2 separate regions of the Homo sapiens genome follow, and region 1 is linked to region 2. Evidence: read pairs that join two places in POLR2A ChIA-PET (ENCODE). Cell type or tissue: PC-9. All regions are shown on one strand. Each heading gives the region's core, and the rest is flanking DNA. Links, peaks and the distances in the headings are about the cores only.

Region 1 (2,921 bases), core at 288-2,787, 74 kb after region 2:
ATTTTTTGCTGTCATCAACCAAGGAGCTGGTTTGGAGAACAGTAAATACCAGAGGTTCACGGAAGTGGGAAGCACTACCCAATTAAATAAGTATAGTGTCCGCCCCAACCACCCGCTATATTCACAGGTTGTCGATGGTTCATGTGCATCATGTGTAAATGCACAAAATCCTTTTCTACTTTTAACAGGAATATAATGAAAACCTGATTTGGCTGGACACTTCAGTAAAAGCAGTCAGACTGGTTTTTACACATAGACACAATCTGAATTGATGACCCGTTCAGTCATTTAACCAATTAACTTGATCAATAACCAGTTAGTGACTTTATTAGAGGTCCTCCATGGATCAAATAATTCAAAGAACCACATATAATTAAATACGAGATTATGAATTAGTTATGGATACAAACAAAGAAACATTTAAGTGAAAATATCTCAGTATCTCTTTAAAATGTCCATTTCACACAAATTTGATTTAGGATGAAAATTAATGTAATTCTGTCAAAGCTACATAGAAAAGCGGCACCATATGCAATTAAAAAAAAGCAATACCCAAACATTTACTTTAGGGATAGTCTCTGAACTTTGAAATATCTATAAAACGGTGTATGTGATATAACTGGCTTTTCTGTTGGAGGTGACGTTAACTGTCACCAAGGAACTGGTAATAAATACATTATGAAATCCCATAAATCAACATTAGCAAACACAGCCCTCAGCAAACTATCTTTCGATGACTACTATAATGATTAATAAGAATGTGAAGTCCAATTAATATACTGATTTTTCACTCTTGAACTTCATCTAGTTCATTAACATAGAAAATATTTAATCCCTCCCATCGTCAATCTAAATCTTAATCCTAATCCTTCTCTTCAGTCTCTGATCATTTCCACCCTGAAAATCTGGCCAATCCCACAACCCCCTTTAATTACCTTTCCATTTCTTTCCTTCCTTCTGCCACCAAGTTTCTGGAGTTGTCTGAGGCCACAGGAAACTAAAGTGACTGTCCTAGTCACGCAGTTAAAAAACTGTGGCGCCACATCTCAACCCATTTCTTCTGCATGGCATCATCTTTAATGTGTCCTTCCTCCACCCCTTCCTTCTGTAGCCCACGCCCTCCGGTATGTAAAGTGATGTCTTTGCACCATGTGTTGGTCTCAAGTCCCTCTCTATTCCCCTATCATTACTCTAGCTTACTAATTGATCTGTAATTGATCTTCTAATTGATCTCCTTGTCTCTTGCTTCTCCCCTTTACACAACAGCCAACAAGCCCTCTTCAAATTTCAGCTCTGTTTATGGCATTCCTCTGAACAAAATCCCCCCCTGGCTTCTTATTGTTTACTAAATAGAGTCCAAACTACTTACTGTAGCATTCAAAGTTCCCCACAGTCTACTTCTTCTGTTTTACCTTTTATTTTTAGTTTGACTATGCTCTATTCAAAACAACAACAGGGAGTGGGCGTGGTGGCTCACGCCTGTAATCCTACCACTTTGGGAGGCCAAGGCAGGTGGATCACCTGAGGTCAAGAGTTCGAGACCAGCCTGGCCAACATGGTGAAACCCCGTCTCTAATAAAAATAAAAAATTAGCTGGGCGTGGTGGCGGACGCCTGTAATCCCAGCTACTCAGGAGGCTGAGGCAGGAGAATCTCTTGAACCCGGGAGGAGGAGTTTGCAGTGAGCTGATATTGTGCCACTACACTCCAGCCTGGTTGACAGAGTGAGACTCCGTCTCAAAAACAAACAAAAAACAACAACAACAAAAAACACCAAACGACAATAGGGCCTAAAGTTTCCTATTTCCTCAGTCTAATTGGGCTTTTCCAGGGCACTTAGTTGTTCCGGTTACACAAGGCTGCTTAGAATGTGGGAGCAGGAAGGCTTTCTCTAAACCTCACCAAGGGCTAGCCCAGCAGTCTTGGTGACCTACTTGATGGAGTGCCAGTTTGTCCTACTTCTGGCCATTTCTGCTGTACTGACCATTCAAGATTCAACTTAAATACTAATTCCTTCATGAAACATTCCTTTATGCAGCCTCCTCTCATCTTACTTGCTTTGCCATTTCTTATTGTAAATGTCTGTGCAGGTGTCACATCTCCCCTCCTATGCTGTAAGCTCCTGGAGCAGCTCCACAACAGTGTCTTAAAACAATAGTATCTGGTTGGGCACAGTGGCTCATGCCTATAATCCCAGTACTTTGGGAGGCCAAGGCGGGCGGATCATTTGAGCTCAGGAGTTCAAGACCAGCCTGGGCAACATGGTGAAACCCCATCTCTACAAAAAAATACAAAAATTATCTGGGCATGGTGGTGGGCGCCTGTAGTCCCAGCTACTAGGGAGGCTGAGGTGGAGGATCATTTGAGCCCAGGAGGTGGAGGTTGCAGTGAGCCAAGATTGTACCACTGCACTCCAGCCTGGGTGACAGAGTGAGACCCTGTCTCAAAAACAAACAAACAAACAAACACAAACAGAAACCCACAGTAGAATCTGAAGAATTGTCATGAGGCATGGCACAAATAATTTATTCTTAATAACAGTTCCAAGTACAATGGCTTTACTGTAAGAGGGGGAATTACATGGTATGTGAATAATATTTCGAAACAGTTGTTATAAAAATAATAGTTCAAATCCTAATATTTAGTTATTTATCTATTTTTTTGAGACAGGGTCTCATTCTGTCTCCCAGGCTGAAGTGCAGTGGTGTATTCATGGCTCACTGCTGCCTTGGCCGCCTGGGCTCAAGCAATCCTTCCACCTCAGTCTCCTGAGTAGCTGGGATTACAGGCACGTGCCACCATAACGGTTAATTTTTAAATTTTTGTAAAGACAATCCCACTGTGTTGCCTAGGATGGTCTTGAACCCCTGGGCTCAAGAGATCCTTTTGCCTCAGCCTCCCAAAGTGCTGGGATTACAGGCA
Region 2 (2,921 bases), core at 185-2,684:
CTCTTTCCCAAATTCTTCAATGGTGTCCCATTGCTTTTAGGATAATTGAAACAGATTGAGCAACACTATTTTTCTGTGGGAATATTAGCTCTTAGACACTGCAAGTTAATATTGTTGTTATTTATATAGCCTAAGTTTGTTCTATTAAAAATTTACTATTCAGGCTGGGTGCAGTGGCTCTTGCCTGTAATCCTAGCACTTTGGGAGGCCAGGGTGCGTGGATCACTTGAGCCCAGGAGTTCCAGAATGGGCCTGGTCAACATGGCAAGATCCCATCTCTACAAAATTTTTTTTTTAATTAGCTGGGCATTGTGGCAGGTGCCTGCAGTCCCTGCTACTTGGGAGGCTGAGGTGGGAGGATCGCTTGTGCTTAGGAGGTCGAGATTGCAATGAGCTGTGATTGCACTATTGCACTCCAACCTGGGCAACAGAGCAGGACTGTGTCTCAAAAAAAAAAAAAAATCACTATTGAAATACTCAGTGAAGTATCAGTGATTTTGTAGTAAGCTTCCACAAGTACAATATTTAAGGGAAAAAAAGTGCAGCTGCTCATTTTGATTTTAGGGGGTTTCAGTTCTGAACTAAAGTCCCTGAATATCAAGGTCCTGCTGGCCTCTCCTGGCTCACAGTGAGTGACTTCCTCTTTCTTTCTGCTCAAACCATATTGGCTCCTTTTCTGCTTGTTGGACCCCTGAGTCTTTCTTCCACTTCAGGCTTTTGCACCAGGAGCTCCCTTTATGCCCATGACTCCTCTCCTCAACCCATCCTCCAACACGCCTAGTCCAGTATTTACCAAGCTTCAGGTTTACACCTAACACCTTCATGTTTGCCCTTTCTGTGTAATGCGTACTCTATTATTTTTCTTATGATCTTTTTTACATTGACAGCTTTTAAAACTTAAATACATTTATTTTACAAGGAAATTTTATATGCCAACGTAAATGGAAAGCCAATTTCACTGGCCACAAATAATGCAAAACCATAAAATACAGAATAATGACAATAATATATCTGTGTACCACTAGTTTCTGTAACATACTTTGCAACACCCTAGTTTAATTACTTTTTACTCATTGTTGAGTTATTTATTAGCTTAAATATTGCTTTGTTTTAGGGAAGTCTTCTCTAACTGCTTGGACTAGACCAAGCTCCTATGCAGCACATTCCTGGACCATGACTGCATAACATTTGTGAGCTACGCAGCACTCATAGTTACATATTTGTGTGATTATTTTACAGTGTTTGCCTTGCCAACTGGACTTAAGCTTCATGAGAACAGGATTTGTATTAATTTTGCTCCCCTCACATCTGTGCTGACCACAGCGTGAGCCTATTGTTAATGCTTAAAAAATACCTACGGAATGAATAAGTGAATACCTGTATGAAATTATCACCTGAGAGCAACCAACTTCCTTTGTTTTGCTTCCATGCCCACCAATACGTCTTCTAACTACAATGAAGTTTCCTCAAATTCCTCTTCTTTTTTTTAGAGACAGGGTCTTTCAGTCTGTCACCCAGGCTGGAGTGCAGTGGCTCAATCATAGCTCACTGTAACCTCCAATTCCTGGGCTCCAATGATCCTTCTGCCTCAGCCTCCTAAGTAGCTAGAACTACAGGCACATATCACCATGCACAACTAATTTCTTGAAAAATTTTTGTAGCCCAGGAGTTCCAGACCAGCCTGGTCAACATGGCAAGATCCCATCTCTACACTATATTGCCCAGGCTGGTCTCAAACTCCTGGGCTCAAGCAATCCTCCTGCCTCAGCCTCCTGCATAGCTGGGACTACACATTTGCATCACTGTACTCAGCTCTGAAATTATTTTTGAAAGAAAGCAGGGTAAATATAAGTAATGTATGAATAAATGAATAGATGGATTTCAGGAAGAGGGTGGCCTGGAGTGGCAAATCATAGTTACCAAAATGACTGCAACAGTCTCTCCCATTCCACGTGTTCTGCAGAGGGACTTTGTCACTCCCACATCAAGAGACAGAATCTGGCCGGGCACGGTGGCTCATGCCTGTAATTCCAGCACTTTGGGAGGCTGAAGCAGGCAGATCACTTGAGGTCAGGAGTTCGGGACCAGCCTGGCCAACATGGTGAAACCCCATCTCTACCAAAAATACAAAAATTAGCTGGGCATGGTGGCACATGCCTGTAAGCCCAGCTACTCAAGAGGCTGAGGCACAAGCATCGCTTGAACCCGGGAAGCGGAGGTTGCAGTGAGCTGAGATTGTGCCACTGCACTCCAGCCTGGGTGATGGAGAACTCTGTCTCAAAACTAAATAAATTAAAAAAGAAAAAAAGACACAGAATCTAATTCCCTCCTTTTGAATATATATTAGTCTAAGTGACTCACTTGAACCAACAAATGTGACTTCCAAAGCTAATCAGAAAGGTCAGTCAGCTTCCACCTTTCTCTTAGAACATTCACGGCCTGGCTGTGCCTCTCAGGACACTCCCTCACCGGGCCCAGCCACCATGCTGTGAAGAGCCAAGCCACATGGGAAAGCCACGTGGCAGGTTTTCTGGTTGCCAGCTCCAGCTGAGCCCAGTCTTCAAGCCACCCTAGCCCAGGCAACAGACATGTGAGTGGGGCAGCCGCCAGGTGATTCCTGCCCCTAGTCATTCCAGTTTTCCCAACTGACACCCTAGATATTGTGGGGCAAAAATAGACCATCCTTGTTGTACTGTATCTGAATTCCTGACCCACAGAATCTGTGAGCACAGTAAGATAACTATTGTCTACACCACTAAGTTTTGGGGGTGGTTTGTTGTGGAGTAATAGATAACCAGAACAGAATTTGGTACCTGGAAGTGGGATTCTCCCATAACAAAAACCCAAAACATAAGCGAAAGCAATCAGCTTTTGACTAGTCAGCAGAAAGAAGCTTGTGGAAATAAAGGAAGATCAACCAA

What was found. ChIA-PET counts read pairs that join two places held together with the same protein. Peaks named below come from ENCODE experiments on the same cell type or tissue, not always from the same donor. Only the 100,000 strongest peaks of a DNase experiment are listed, where the experiment ranks them.
Region 1: POLR2A ChIA-PET joins it to region 2 with 7 read pairs; 3 of 35 experiments call an interaction of 5 or more read pairs at or near these places.

Annotation. Positions count from the first base shown.
Region 1 is chr2:170,663,667-170,666,587 of GRCh38, reverse strand. The region is part of intron 3 of LOC100130256 (a long non-coding RNA gene); the gene reads left to right. Among named protein-coding and RNA genes, the nearest start is that of LINC01124, 49 kb to the left of the region's middle. In PC-9, for the core only: no CTCF peak of the experiment used is centred there; no DNase peak of the experiment used is centred there.
Region 2 is chr2:170,737,561-170,740,481 of GRCh38, reverse strand. The region is part of intron 1 of ERICH2-DT (ERICH2 divergent transcript); the gene reads left to right. Among named protein-coding and RNA genes, the nearest start is that of SP5, 24 kb to the right of the region's middle. In PC-9, for the core only: no CTCF peak of the experiment used is centred there; a DNase peak (open chromatin) is centred at 1,261; H3K27ac peaks cover 2,228 bases.